Linked DNA regions of Homo sapiens: all the other regions are linked to region 1. A link is a contact called in ENCODE Hi-C or POLR2A ChIA-PET data. All regions are on one chromosome and are shown on one strand. Each heading gives the region's core, a stretch centred on a gene start or an enhancer-like site at or near the end of the contact. The rest is flanking DNA. Distances are from core to core; before and after follow the strand shown. Region 1 holds the start of LINC01998 (long intergenic non-protein coding RNA 1998). Region 2 has its middle 54 kb from the start of LINC01213. Region 3 overlaps LOC105374313 (a long non-coding RNA gene).

Evidence for each region. Hi-C counts contacts between places; a loop is a spot of excess contacts on that map. ChIA-PET counts read pairs that join two places held with the same protein, here RNA polymerase II (POLR2A). Pooled maps may share reads with other maps.
Region 2: a loop to region 1 is called in a map of PC-3, with 4 times the contacts of the local background. The contact joins the enhancer-like site here to the promoter of LINC01998 in region 1. A Hi-C loop is called at or near these places in 7 of 168 maps with a recorded cell type or tissue (IMR-90, PC-3, left cardiac atrium and 4 more), 3 of 37 single-sample maps with no recorded cell type and 13 of 50 pooled maps. POLR2A ChIA-PET finds 5 or more read pairs at or near these places in 3 of 52 experiments (BJ, HEK293T and PC-3).
Region 3: a loop to region 1 is called in a map of sigmoid colon, with 5 times the contacts of the local background. The contact joins the enhancer-like site here to the promoter of LINC01998 in region 1. A Hi-C loop is called at or near these places in 6 of 168 maps with a recorded cell type or tissue (gastrocnemius medialis, mammary epithelial cell, naive thymus-derived CD4-positive, alpha-beta T cell and 2 more), 1 of 37 single-sample maps with no recorded cell type and 4 of 50 pooled maps. POLR2A ChIA-PET finds 5 or more read pairs at or near these places in 6 of 52 experiments (AG04450, BJ, MCF 10A and 3 more).

The regions. Positions count from the first base shown.
Region 1 is chr3:150,078,807-150,083,929 of GRCh38, forward strand. It overlaps LINC01998 (long intergenic non-protein coding RNA 1998), which reads right to left and starts at 3,008. Exons shown (of 3, transcript NR_183737.1): 1 at 2,880-3,008; 2 at 2,127-2,199; 3 at 1-575.
Region 2 is chr3:150,181,629-150,186,751 of GRCh38, forward strand. No RefSeq gene overlaps it. Among named protein-coding and RNA genes, the nearest start is that of LINC01213, 54 kb to the right of the region's middle. Within about 2 kb of position 2,668, at least 12 of the 41 ENCODE cell types and tissues checked have a DNase peak (open chromatin) inside an H3K27ac peak, as active enhancers do; they include PC-3 and psoas muscle, where a contact is called at or near this core.
Region 3 is chr3:150,144,822-150,149,944 of GRCh38, forward strand. The region is part of intron 2 of LOC105374313 (a long non-coding RNA gene); the gene reads left to right. Among named protein-coding and RNA genes, the nearest start is that of LINC01998, 66 kb to the left of the region's middle. Within about 2 kb of position 2,735, at least 11 of the 41 ENCODE cell types and tissues checked have a DNase peak (open chromatin) inside an H3K27ac peak, as active enhancers do; they include gastrocnemius medialis, psoas muscle and sigmoid colon, where a contact is called at or near this core.

The sequences.
Region 1 (5,123 bases), core at 1,758-4,257:
GGAATCTTCCAGATGCATGTCTGTCTTCCCAGCTGTTTCCCCACCTTATTTCCTTGCTAATCTCCTGCTCCGTCTTCTCTCTCTCATCCCCAGCTTTGCCTTCACCTCTTTTCACAAGATTCCAGCATGTGGGGGCCTCAGTCCCTTCTCAGTGTTTTCTCTCTAGCCGGGCCTGGGCCTCATCCTCAGCTCCAGTCTCCGCCTCAAAATTTCTCCTGCCTCAGGCTCTGGGTCACTCCTTCTGGGCCAGAGGTCTGGGGAGCAGAGCATGGGAGTGAAGAGGAACCTGTGAGCCGGAAGGAGGAAGGCAACCCAGGAGGCCTGGTCTGTACTGCCAGGGCCTGGTAACCAGCAGAGTGTGGGAGAGATGTGTGCTCTACATCACCGGTGGTGTCATGGAAACCTGCTGACACCGCAGTTCATACTTCTGTGCAGTGAGATGGAGATGATGTTATTCACTTGAATGCCAGCCAGGCTGGGCCACACAGGCAGGCCTGGTCACGGCTGTTTGAATCATTAGGCCCCACAGACATAGGGGACATGAGCTTTGTAATGGCCCACAAAATGTTTGAGATCTGAAAATATATATATATAGATTACAACAACAGAAAAGTAAATCATAAAATAAAGATAAATGTCTAATTAAATGTCTGCAAACTGTAATACCATATCATCTAGTCAGCCACAAGTCAACTCATGTAAATAATATTTAATGTGGAATGTGGGTGGATTTCTGTGTGAGTTAATATGCTTGCAATGATCTGAAACTGATATTGGTGCACAGGGGCTGCTCCCTTGGAGGAAGCTGGTTGTGGGGGCAGGATTACATATGTTAGAGGATTTGGATAGAGGGGAAGGCCATGGATAGGCACCAGGGACCCTTAAAAAGGGCAGAGTGAGACAAAGGGGGCGGTATCCAAGATACCCACATATTCCCCAAAGTGAACCCCTCCTCAGGGCCCTGCAAATCTTTTGTAAAATTCCAAAAAACCCAGTTGGTTCAATTGAGTTTCTTGCAGAAGCCATCAAAGGGAGTAGGTGGGAGACTGAGGAGGAAGGTTTGCCTCTCTCAGTATCTCTACAACAGAAACTGCCTCTGTCTACTTCTGCCTGAATGTCCAGTACCTTGTAGTTCAAGCAGCCTCGCTCTCAACGCAAGAATCTCTTAATGGGTGTTCTGCTTTCATTTCTGCTTCTGTTCAATCTTCTCTCCACAAAACAGAAACACTGACCTCTTAAAAATCAGCAATCAGATCCCTTAGGACTCCCACTTAGAAGAAACGTCCACCTCCTTCTTCTGGTTACAAAGCCCTGTGTGATCTGGCCCCTTCCGGCTGCTCATCCCCCATAGCCACCCTTTCTCTCCTGAGTGCAACTAATCTCAGCCACTCAGGCCTCCCTTGTCTTTGAAATGTGCGCAGCTCAGCCTGGCCTCAAAGCTTTGGCCCTGGTGGTTCCCTTTGCCAGGAACCCCTCCTCCAGATTTACAGGCTGCCAAGCTGGCCATCCAGGCCTCAGCCAGCAGCCACCTTCAAGGGAAGACTTCCCTAACCCCCAAGGGGAAATTCACTACATCTCAGGAGCTCACAGGACCCTGTTTCACTTTCTTCATCAAACTTTTCACTATCTGAAAATCTCTTTTCTTGCATTGAATTCCTCCCTTTCGTTTGTTTGCCTCTCACCCACTGGAATTTAAATTCTGCCACAACAGGAACTTGCCTGTGTTTTGCACCATTGTGTTGTTGTTATTGCCTATAATAATGCCTGGGATGTAGTAGGAGGTCAGTAAGTACTTGTTGAAAGAATGAGCTAAAAAAATGAATAAATAGGGCTGAACTGACATGGCCCACAGGAGTGCAGAAATCATGGAGATACCTTGAGGTCCTGAGGTTGGGGATAAACTAATTTTTACCTAATCTGCAAGTAGTCTCCAAGTAACATCTGGTTTACATGTGTATTTAATTATACCCTATCTTGTTTCAGAAAAATTTGTCATTTTCAACGATACATATACTGCAATAATTTATTTTTAAATAGTGAATATGGGGAGGAAATAAGTGTTGAAAAAACAAGATGAAATGGGGAAAAGATTAGTAATTAAACTAATATCACAAAGTTCTTTTTACCTTGCCAGAAGTGGATTGCAAATTGAACATGGAACTTCTTAATAACCAGTGATAGCTTATCTATACCAAAGTCCTTAAAAAAGAGAAGATAGAAAATGCAAAATTTTCCTTATAGAATTTTTACCTGTTGGCCATGAAACATAACAACTATGTATAAAATGAGAAGTGTTCTCAATTAATGTTACTAATCTTAGTTATAGCACTAAATTTGGTTTGCCATCAATTAATATTTATCGAACATGTGCACTCAAAGAGTTTACACATTCCAACAAACTTATGTGTCTTCTTCACATCCTGCTCAAGTCAGCTGGCAGGATTCAGACCAATTCAAAACATTTCCAAGGAGCACAACCTGCAGCAAGTAGAGTTGGCAGCTCCCTTGGGTGACGCGTGTCTGACTTAGCTTACTTCTAATTGGCAGAAAATTCTTACTTGAGTTAACGTACAGGCTCCTTAATATTACTGAGGCTCATTTTCTTCATGCTGCCTTCTCAGCCCTCTTCTCTAGAATAAAGCCCCTCCATTGGTTTAATTTTTTCCAAAATTTATATGTTTCCCCAAACTTTGGTCTCTTTGTTTCTGTCTTTGGAGTTTTTCATGTTCTCTCTTTCACACACATGCACACACACACACTTTTGAAAGATAGTCTAATAGCACAGTGTTGAAAGTATAAGCCATGAAATACTGACCGAGTTGCTTTGCATTTTTGTGCCTCTGTTCTTTGTTGCAATTGGGGGTGATAATTTCACCTACCTTTCAGGGTGGCTGTGAGGATTAAATGCATTTGTACACGCCTGTAATCCCAGCACTTTGGGAGGCCGAGGCGGGCGGATCACGAGGTCAGGAGATCGAGACCATTAGCCGGGCGTGGTGGTGGGCGCCTGTAATCCCAGCTACTCGGGAGGCTGAGGCAGGAGAATGGCATGAACCCAAGAGGCGGAGCTTGCAGTGAGCCGGGATAGCGCCACTGCAGTCCAGCTTGGGCGAAAGAGTGAGACTCCGTCTCAAAAAAAAAAAAAAAAAAAAAAAAATGCATTTGTATATGTAAAGTGCTTAGAATATAGCCTGGTGCGTGGCAAGCACTATGTGAGCATTAGTGATGATTATGATTACATGCCATTCCCCTTTAAAATGGCCCTCCCCCCTACTTTCCAGAAACTGTGCCCCTTGGCAGAAACTGTGTTTATTCTTGCTGTCTCCAATCTCCACATCTCTGAACATGCCTGGAATTTCCTTCCACCCTTCTTTGTTTGAAGAACTCCTACTCATCCTTCACAACTAATCTTAGATGTCTCCCCCTGCAGAAAGCCTTTCTTGGCCGGGCACAGTGGCTCACGCCTGTAATCCCAGCACTTTGGGAGGCCAAGGCAGGCAGATCACGAGGTCAGGAGATCGAAACCATCCTGGCTAACACGGTGAAACCCCGTCTCTACTAAAAATACAAAAAATTTGCCGGGTGTGGTGGCGGGTGCCTGTAGTCCCAGCTACTCAGGAGGCTGAGGCAGGAGAATGGCATGAACCCAGGAGGCGGAGTTGGCAGTGAGCTGAGACCACGCCACTGCACTCCAGCCTGGGTGACAGAGCGAGACTCCGTCTCAAAAAAAAAAAAAAAAAAAAAAAGAGCCTTTCTTAATTGACACTGCCTCCCCTGGGCTCTCCTAGCAGCCGGTGCATACTTCTAGATCACAGGACTCAGAACACTGTGAGGTGTTATCTGTTTACTTGTCTGTCTCCGCAAAGGACTGTTGGGACAAGAGCCAGGACATATTGGTTGCTATATAGTGGTTGCTCTGTTCAATGCTGGTTGAACTAAAATGAGTACAGAACTGATTCCGTGGGGGAAAAAAAGCAACCAACAAAATGACAGCATCACATTCTCATATATATCATACTTAAACAATCCAGTATCATGCTTGCTTTTCTGGCTGGGACTAAAAGAAACTACTTATTTTTATTCTTTGTCATTTAAACAAATTGAGATTTAACTCATCGTTGCAGATGAAGCCTTATTTCTCTTGCAAAATGAAAACCATTTCAGGGAAGTGGTATAAAGTGTTGGACAGAACCCTTTACTGGTCACTGGATTTGAGCCCCACTACTGCCCCTCCTAGTTGTGAGATTTGGTGCAAATTAGTGAATCTTCCTGGACTTCAGTTTTCTCATCTGTAAAATGGGTATTGTGGTACCTGCCTTGTCTCCCTCTCACATTTCTTGTGAAGATCAGATGTAATGGTAGATGTGAACGTGCTTTTACAATACTAGATCACACCTCTGTAGATGTGAGATAATGTATTATTTGGAAAGAAATCTTGGAGTTAGACACCTATTCCAATAAGGGGTAGGGAACTATTCTAGCTGCAAGGTTAACTGTAGATATTAGTCCTTCTGAATCAAGATTCAACTGTAAAGCAATTTATATTCATTAGATGTTAAGAGATGTCCCAATATATTTCACATAAATGGCACTGTTTTGAGAGGCAGGGTGTGTCTCTGCAGGCTTGTTCAGTGTTCCTAGGGAAGAGGATAACTATGTAACTTCATCAAGGGGATGTGGGGGCAGGGCTGGACAGTAGAGGCAAATGCCAGGGTGCACACTCCAAACACAGGGCTGTGCCAATTATGACTATTTTTACATGACCACTGAACTCTGAAAACTTACCATATAACAATTTGTCAGCTAGAAGATGTCTACATGCTAGTCCTTTAATTTTTCTTTGCTGCTTTCTAATTTTACTGTGATGATAACAAAATGAAACCACAGCACTTCCATCAGAAATCAGAGCATGTCCGTGAATAACTAACAGACTGCATCCAGTTTTCCCAGTGAATTCTCAAAGCCAAACGTGGGTTGGCTTTTGTATATAAATTGCCAGTGCGCCTTTTCCATTCTGGTGGGAGCTCTCTGAAGGGAACATTACAGCTGTGATGAATAACAGTCCCTCTAAAGAAGCTGGCGTGAAGCACGCATTTCATCCCACTGAATGGAACACTGCGCCT
Region 2 (5,123 bases), core at 1,418-3,917, 100 kb after region 1:
CGGGGTTTCGCCATGTTGGCCAGGCTGGTCTCAAACTCCTGGCCTCAGATGATCCGCCCGCCTCGGCCTTCCAAAGTGCTGGGATTACAGGCGCGAGCCACCGTGTCCATCCACATCTGCTTCATAACCCTGTGGGTTTTTACAGAACTCTTCTGCTCACATTCCGTTGGTAAGAATCAGTCACATCGCCCAACTAGCCATAAGTGGGTATATGGATAGGGTAGGCTGGGAAATGTAGCCCCTGGCTGAGCAGGGGGAATCAGGATTCTTTTGAGCCCTGAGGACTCCTGAGACTGCGACAGTGCATTCATGAAGAGGCGTCAGAAACAGAGAGACAGAGTCTTGGCCAAGGACAGAAAGACTAGAGTCAAGAAACAGGTCAATGTATAGATGCGCCCCCCTACAAATAAATGAACTTTTTCAGGGATAGGAAAGGTGTTAAGTGGGGTGCAAGTCTGAGAGAAAGGGAAACATTTGGGCGGCTTATACGGGATGGAGAGAGGCCTCATGCTTAAAACAATAAAAAATGATGCTAGAAAAAGGTAAGAAGTCCGACGACGTGAGACTAATCTCCAGATGAAAATTTGCTTTCAGGGGTGTGACAAACATAGCTATTTGACTGCAAAAACCCATGTTCTTCCTAGCCAGTCAGCGGCTACATTTCCCAACCTCATCAACCTTTACGCATATATGGGCCAATTAATTGGTTCGCCCAATAAAATGTGAGCAGAAGAGCTTTGTAAATGGCCAAGTGGGTAAGAAGCAGATGTATTTCCCAGTCTCTTTCCCTAACTGCCCGCTACTGAGAGGACGAAGAGGAAGAGGAACCACAAGGTGGAAGGGGCCTGGGCCTCTGAACGTTCACATGGAAGGCCATACAATGTGTCTTGGACTCTGATGTGAATAGAAAATAAACCTTATTAAATCTCTGAGATTATAGGTGTATCTGTTTCAGCAGCTAGTTTTACTTAACACATGTGAAAGGCCAGAGGAGGCTTATGGGGAGCAAAGGAAATTCAAGAATCTAAATGATGACTCTTTTCAACTCCTCCCACCTATGAATACAGATCTTAGGCTAATAAATACAGACACCCCACCTACGTCTTAGGCAATCATCAAGGCAAGGTTAAAGAAAGTTTCCCTGTCTCTCGCCACTTCTACACTTAGCCTTAGGCTCCATACTTTTAGTGGTTTATTTATCTACCTCAAGGTCTCCATCTGTCATCTTTTAAATCACTTTTATTCTAGCTAAAAATGTTGGAGGATAGGAAGGACACTGGGTATTTATTCTAACTATTTTGGGGGACAGAAAGGTAAAGTAACAGAATCAGATAAACTGGTGAACATCTTAGTTGTAAAGAAAAGGGGGCGCTATTATAAGAAAACACTGTTCTATCTCTGAACTTTAGGTTTTCTAAGGGAGACTGCTCTGTAGTTTGGCTAGTACATTGATGGGTTTTAGATGGGCAAACCTGGGCTCAGAGAAGGATCTAGGAAGAGTTGAATTGAGTTATTCAGCATAAAAGTATGAAAAGAGTTGAAAAAAGGAAAAGAGATGAAAAGAGAGAGGTGACAGCAAGACTCTGAGATGCCAGAGGGGTCCACGGGATGGGGCATTATGGATGGTCTCAGTGATGGGGATGGAGACGAGACTGTTAAATCCAGGAAACATGAATGTTGAGCGTTAGACTGTCTGGTCACCTCTATGTAGCTCCCGCTGTCTACCCAAATTTTCAGTGGAGGTTTTCACATCAAAGACACCTTCTATGGGAGGTTTTTCAGGGGCACCTAAGGAAGGGCTACAGTTCCACAGACAAGTTGACAAACTGTGGAATGCAGACAGCATATACAGGCAGGAGAAGACCCATAAACAAAATGGATCCAGATGGAGCTTGGAATCACAGGACCATTCACTCCACAAACATTGAGCACCCAATATGTGCCTAGGACTATTCCAGAGCATGAGGACCATGCCTGGAACTAGATAGACAAAGTCCATGGGAACTCACAATCTAATGGAGTGACAGACAATAAATAACTGAACAGATAAATACATGAGAAAAATAAAGCAGAGGATATGGTGATGAATGGAGGCTCTGCTTGAGAATGAATGGTTGCCTTGCAGAGGCAACACTGAAGCCGAGACTATTCTCATTAGGAATTTACTATCAGCTTTGTGGGGGTGGAGGTGTAGGTTGGTCAGGAGCAGAGTGACCCCAGTACATGTGGATTACAGACCAATCATTTACTCATTTCTCCTGCTAATTCTCTTCCTTTTCCCTACGATGATGTAATGTTATTTTTTCAGTAAACAATAAAAAATGTATTGAGTCCTTCTTTGTATGCTAGGGGGAGATAGTTGCTACTCAGAAGGTTATAATCAAGGTTGTCGCTGAAGTGGGAGTTCATGGATTCCGCTTCCCTCCCGTCTCTAAGGAAAAGGCAGTGAACTGTAGGTTCGAAATCATTTGATCTCACGCTTGCCTAGAAGCAGAAGAATGAAGCTGACTAGAACACCCCTTAAGCCTCTTAGCTGTCCTGAGGGAAAGGAGCACTGCACCCTCCCCCAGAGTAAAGACATCGCGAATTAATTCCTGGGTGGTGGACGGCGACGTCCTTGTCCTGCGGGAAGTGCAAGGGCACCCGCTCAGGGTTGTGAGAAACTGCGGGGCCCACGCTGCTGGCGAGAGTCAAGAAGGAACGAAAAGAAGGAGCTCCATCTAGCGTTGTTACGAAACAAGACCAGCGGCATCCTGAACAGTTAGCTCCTTTCTGAAGGGCGAGTACCAAATGAAAAACGCACCTTATCTTCCGCCTAAAAATTTTACCGAAAAAGCCAGAGCCGCTGGGCTGTGGGAATTTAGCGCACAGTACAAGCCTGACATCACCTTTGTCTGGGAATGAACCCAGGAACGGAAAGAAGACTAAATTATCTTAAGGTCTTGCTTATCAGTAACTACACATGAAATGTTTCCTCCTAGGACAGGAGCGCAGGCTTCTTTGTTGTTATAAAATCATGATCTGGGGACTTGACAACGTCCAGAGCAATCTGGGGAGGCCCATAAATGGGATCCTGTATATTATGACTTTGGGGACATTTGTGCAAGTATTTGTAATTGATGGGTCATAGGGTTCACATACCTTCAACTTCAGTAAACAATGACTAACTGCTTTCCAAGGGAAATATAACAGTTTACACTCTCATCAAGACTATGAGGGTTCCCTTTGCTCCTTATCATCTGCAAAAGTTAGTATTGTCAGCCAGTTTCATTTTTGTCATTCTGATGGGTGGGGTCAGGATACTTCATGGTGTTTTAGTTGGCATTTTCTTAGTTACTAGTGAAGTCAAGCACTTCCCATATGTTTCTTGTCTATGTAGATATCCTCTTTTGAGAATTATTTATTCAAGTCTGTTGGCCAATTTCCCAAGGTCTGCCTTTTTCTTAGTTATTTGTACTTATTCTTTATATATTCTGGTTAAGAGGCCTTTATTAGTTACATATGTTGAGATATAGTCCTTCAGTCAAGGCTTGTTTTTCATTTGTTTAATTGGTGTCTCTTTAGGAACAGAGGTTCTTAATTTTTATGAAACTCAATTTATAACTCTTATGATTTTTGTTTTGTATCTTATTTAAAAAATATTTCCCTACCCTGAGGGAAGACATTGTCCTATATTACCTCTCAAATCTTTATTGTTTTGCATTTTGCATTTAGGCCTAGTCTCCTGGAATTGACATTTTATTAGACAGAAGGTAGTGGTCAAGTTTTATTTTTCCTATTTGGGTTTCCAATTGTCCCAGGTTTATTTGTTGGAAAGACACTCCTCTTCCCACTGTTCTACAGTACCACCCTTGTCATCAATCGTGTTCATTTGTGTGTGAGTTTGAGAATGATCTACTCTGTTCCATTGTTCTACCTTGCCTGAATATAAAACTGTCCAAGTAACCTACAGATTCAATGCAATCCCTATCAAGATTCCAGTGTCATTTTTCATAGAAATAGAAAAAAATACTAAACTTCATATGGAACCACAAAAACCTGAATAGCAGAGGCAATTATGAGCAAAAAGAACAAAGCTGGAGGCACTACACTATCTGATTTCAAACCATACTAAAAAGCTACAATAACTAAAACAGCATGGTACTGGCAAAAAACTAGACACATAGACTAATGGAGCAGAATAGAGAGCCCAGAAATTATCTCTCACATCTACGGTCAATTGATTTTTGGCAAAGGTGCCAAGAATTCACAATGGAGAAAGCCTAGTCTCTTCAATAAATGGTGTTTAGAAAACTGAATATCCACATGCAGAAGAATGAAATCGGACCCTTATCTCACACCATATACAAAAAGTCACCTCAAATGGATTAAAGACTTAAAAGTAAGACCAGAAACTGTAAAACTCCTAGAAGAAAACATAGGGGAAAACCTACATGACATTAATCTGGTCAATGAGTTTTTCATTTAACCCCAAAAGCATAGGCAGCAATAGCAAAAATAGACAAATGGGATTGCATCAAACTAAAAAGCTCTGCACAGCAAAGGAAATAACCTACAGATTGAGAGAAAATATTTGCAAGCCATACATCTGATAAAAGGTTAATATCCAAAATATTTAAGAAACTTGGACAACTCCACAGCAAGAAAAAAACAGTTAAAAAATTGGGAAACAACTTATATACATAACTCTCAAAAGAAAACATACAAATAGCTAACAGATACATGAAAAAATGTTCAACATTACTAAATCATTAGAGAAATACAAATTAAAACCTCAGATCTCACACCCGTCAGCATGGCTATTATAAAAAAGACAAAGGGTAAGTTGGCAAGGATGTGGAGAAAAGGGAACATTTGTACACTATTAGTGGGAATGTAAATTAGTACAGCCATTATTGATAACTGTATGGAGGTTTCTCAAAAAACTAAAAATGGAATTACTGTATGACCCAGCAATGTCACCTATAGGTATTTACCCAAAAGATTTGTCAAAGAGATGTCTAGACTCCCATTTATTGTAGCACTATTATGTAGCACAAGTTATGGAGGCAACCTAAGTGTCCATCAACAGGTGAATGAATATAGAAAATGCGGTATATATAAATAATAGACTACTACTCAGC
Region 3 (5,123 bases), core at 1,485-3,984, 66 kb after region 1:
GGAAGGCCAAATCCGTGATGGCAACAGGTAAAGCAAGAGGTAATGTGGACAGAATTTAGCAGCAGCAGTAAGAATAGAAAGGAGACACTCAACTGAAAAAATGGAACCAAAAAATTTGGTAACTGAATTTACTGTGTGGATGAACAATGAAATGAGAATGTCAAACTTCAGTCGTGACTGCCCAGAATGGAAGAGCACAAGCTCAAATGTCTACAGAGGCCCTGTAGATAAGTAATTGGGCAAAATGGGCTCCCATATCACCCAATAGGAAGGCAGGGGGCCTTCCTGGTGCCTAGCAATAGAAAAGCTGCTCAGGCCCCTGGAGACACCACTGCTCAGACTTTGAATACCACTGGGGCCGTCTTGGGGGGCAGGGGCAGGGAGATAGGAGTCTCAAAAGAGACTCCTACAGCAGGAGAAATAAAACATTTATCAATATCTCCCACTTAAAAATCTCAAACTACCCTATTAAATGAGTATAAAACACTTATATAACCACTTCCACCCTAAGCCTCCAAGATGGATAAGGATTATAAAATAGTCAGCATTTCTACATGCCCTAACAATATCTAAGAGCTAAAATTTATGTAATGTTTTGTTGTTTTCATTTTTTTAAAATTCATTTATTTACTCATTCTCTTAAATGGGATTCCCATTTTACATGTGAGAAAACTGAGAAATAGTCATGTTAACTAACAGTCATATTGCCGGAAGGGGTAAAGCTGAGATCCTAACTCGGGCCTTTCTGCCTCATCATCCCAAGGTCTCCCACCTCTGTTACATGAATGAGCAGAAAGCGATCACTTCTGGATTGTGTGGATGTGCATGCATGCTGTCAATTTTATTGATCACAAAGAGCTAAGAATGCCCTGAGTAATCTGGAAAACACAATTGTTATGTCACTTTCAGAAAAACTGCTTCCGTGTGGATTGGTAGTCAGTGTTCCTGTAATATGAGAGTTTTCTCTTCACTTGGGACATTGAGACCTAGTGATGTTTCTGGCTTTCTGAAATCTCTTGCACATATTCTCTTGGTTGGTGTGGCAACTGCTTCTGTTGCTGCTACTGACGTACGCAGGCCTTTCATGTTGCTCACTGAACTTACTGAGACTTCTAGGTTGGCTCATGACCCAGATGCATTCCTTAAACTCTTCCCACCTGAACTCATAAACACACAAACCCTGCTTTGAGCCTCCTTCAGAGAATAAAATCTCTGTTAACCTGGAATAAAATATATCTAGTAAATAAAGAATAATGTATTACCATTGTTGATGACATAAGGAATTTTGAAACAGCCCAAACATCTCATCATAGGGTTTTATGTGCCCTACTTATGTATCATCATAAGCTTATAATGAAAGAGCTACTCAATGAAATGTTATTTATTTATTCATTAAAAAATGGTAAATGAGCAGTCAAGAAATTGAATGTGGCTGTGGTTTTTATCACGTTAAAAAAAAAAGGAAAATGGCAGGAAGGAAATATACCAACATTTTAACATTGGTTACATAGCCTGTAGCACATTTAAACAGAAAGAAATCTTGTTAAAGGAACATTTTGTGAGAACTGCAAATCAACAGAACACCAGCATCTCAGCTGTTAGATTTGGTTCAGATATTGATCAATAATAATAACAAGAGGGGTTCTTTACTTAAGACTTCATGAAGCGAATAGAAATTTGAAGAGAATGACTAAACCCATGCTTTAAAGCAAGAATTATATGCAGTCTTACAAGAGAGTGGAAAGCATGATGAAGAATCAAGTCCTGGAGTCAGACTACTAATTGCAAGGCTTTAGGAAAGTTACTTAACCTCTATGTGCTTCTATTTCCTTTTTTTAAAAAAAATGGCACGGTGAAACCCCGTCTCTACTAAAAATACAAAAAATTAGCTGGGCGTGGTGGCGGGTGCATGTAGTCCCAGCTACTTGGGAGGCTGAAGCAAGAGAATGGCTTGAACTGGGAGGCAGAGCTTGCAGTGAGCTGAGATCGTGCCACTGCACTCCAGCCTGGGCGACAGAACGAGACTCTGTCTCAAAAAAAAAAAAAATGGTGTTGTTGAGGATGAAATAAAACTACCTGGCAAACAATAAGTACTCGATAAAAGTTACTAGAAGCATTCTGACATTGATTCTCTTTCTTTTCTTGCTAAGAAAATGTTGATAAGCATTAGCCGCATGTAGCAAAAGAATGACTGTGTCCAGTGTTTGGAAACATATTTGGCACCTCCTTCTGCTTGCTTAGGAAAAGCTCCCTGAGTGATGTAGCTCTCAGTTCTTTCTTTAATCTGGGAGCTTTGTAGTCTGTCCTTTGGGTGGAAAATTAACCTCATATATGGGATCCAAAATGAAGTTAATTTCCACAAGTGGGAGGAAAAACAGACGCCATGACATTTCCTATGTAATGCCGTCACGCATTCTCCTTTCCACTGTGCAGCACACTGGGGTGGCACAGCTCCAATATGCAGCCTGCGTTATGTTAGAGGCTTGACTAGAGGGTAGGATGGAAGGGCCGCACGTGAGCCAGCTGCAGGAGGAGTAAAGTGTCAGGAGGAAAGGGACAGAGTAGGAAAGGGACAGAACAGTCACGCTCTGCCCCAAATTCACTTTGTGACGTTGGGCAAGTGGACTCACTCTGACCCTTGGTTCCTCCCCAGGCAAAATGAGGGGCAGAACTGAGTAAATTCCTCCCAACACTAACATCTATGATTCTATTTTCCCCTCCCAGTGACCACTTCCTCTGAAAGTACAGCTGACTCACGACCCCAGGCAGCTTAAGATGTGCTCCAAGCCCTTTCTCATCAGTAAAGCCTGACTAATATCAGCCTGAATTTAAGGCTGTTTAGCAATTGTCCTGCCTGCAGTTGGGGGTGAAGGAGGTGAGCTCCCCATCTGTGCAGGCTGGAGGCTCTGCATTTACCCACTGTGATCATTGCCATGGTCTATTGCTGCTTCGTCTTTAAACACTGTTTACTCTGCCTTTCCTCTCTCCCAGCATTCTTCTGAATTGGGCTGGATGATTTCTCCTTTTCCTTTTCAGAAGTTTAGTTTACCTTTAGCTTTAGCTTGGAGCTTTGGTGATGAAAGAAAAGAGATCGTATTTCCTCTAGTCAGAGCTGTATTTTCAGGGCACAGCTGCCTGGACCCACTAGAAATATAACAAGAGTACATATGAGGTCATGGTCAAATCCCATCCGGCTCCCTCCTAATAGGAGAAGAACGCAATGAGAGTTTAGTCTCCGGAAAGTCAAGCTTAGCCAGGCTTGTGGGCTGGATGCTGGGTGCTGGTGTCATAGTAGATCAGTTGAAGGGACGGTGTTTTTCCAGGTTCTGGATGGAGCTCCAATCTTTTCTCTATTTCTAAATTCTCATGACTGCCTAAGGGCTAGGAGAGGCCTTAATCTTTGATTCATGGAATGTTGGAACCAGAAGGTCTCCAAGTGCTGTCGTGTTGTGACACTGAAGCACTGTTTATTGATTCCCTGGAAAGCCCTAACAAATATGACTGGTGCAGAATGCACTTTGGAAGGCCATCTAGTCGAATTAGGAGTCTTGTAATTCCATGTTCATGTCACCTGTGCGTGTGACCAGTGTACATATATGCACAGATTTGCGCATGAAGCAGGTGACTGGGGAACGAATGACCTATTTGCCAAAGCATTTGGAATATTCACTCCAAGACAGCAATTAGCAATAAATCCAGGTCTTTGAGCTGGTAATAATATCTACATGTATACAGTATTGATTGAGCTCTTATGATATGCTAGGCATTATCCTGCAGGCTTCATAAAGATTGTATTATTTAATGTTCACTATGATCTTATCAGATTGGGGCTGCTATTCTTCACACTTAATGAATGGGGAAACAAGGCTGAGAAAATTTAAGTAAAATTTAAATTTTCCGAACTCACAAAGCTGCTCATGTTAAAAACAAAATTTAAACCAAAGTAGTCCATCTGCAGAGCTGTGCATCTATCAAAAAAACTATACTGCTCCCCTACATGTGGTCTCTGTCCCAATGACATGGTGAATACTTTTCATTTTGCAATGAATTTCACTTAGTGTAGGTTAAGAACCAGGATTTTGGAGATTTAGTACTGCCTAGATTCAATCTCAGTTCTGTCATCTGTTGTTAGAATCTTGGCCAAGTTGATTAACCTCTGTGCCTTAGTTTCCTCGTCTATAAAATGGGGATAATAATGGTATCACTCTCACAAAGTTGTGATGATTAAATGAGAAAACATAAGCAAAGGTCTTAGAACATAGTAATGCTAGCCATTCTTAACTTTTTAGCTATTATTAGTAACAAACATGTATTGATTACCTACTGTATTTCAGGTATTAGGTTCTTAGACGTAGGCAGAGGAGAGGGACAGGATATTATGGTTAATAAAAAAAGATGTTATAGAGAGGGAAAGATATATTTTAAACCAATCATGATATAAAGTGTTATAATCCATAGTGGATCACTAAGAAAGGATTGACAGGCAGAGACAAAGTTGCAAAGGGAGGTTTGGGACCAGACTTGAAAGGATACAGAAACTGCAAGTGCTAAAGGGTTGGGACTTCATCCTGTGTAGGCAATGTAGGTAACCAAGGAGCTGAGGTGTTTTTAAAATAGTGGTTGGTGGCACAATCATTTAAGGGTTTTACTAACCACTGTCTGAACCCTATTTAGTTAAAGGTGAGTATTAGAAAAAGTTCTAAGAGAACAGAAATGGTCCTTATAAAAACAGTTTTGCCAGATTTTAAAAAAATTCTGTTTGCAAGCTGATCTGTAGATTTTATATAACATTAAAATATTCTCTGTACCAAAAAAGGACTTCAAATCATTTTATATCCTGATCCCACATGCATTGTGCAAATGACTCTCATTGACTTAATACATTTGGCATCCTCTAGCATGTATAAAACATGCTTTATAAATAGTAACATAGCCCGTGCTGCCAGGGCCTCCTCTTGACTCAGGCAAAGATGACAGTGTATTCTCTTAAGAATATGAGATAATGCATGAGGCAGTTCTTGCAATATGTATGCCAGAGAAGGTTTGAGCTGGGGCATAATCTCTAGGGAATGGGAATAATTTTAAAAGTCAAAGCTATGGTTGGCTGGTTTTTACAGCAATAA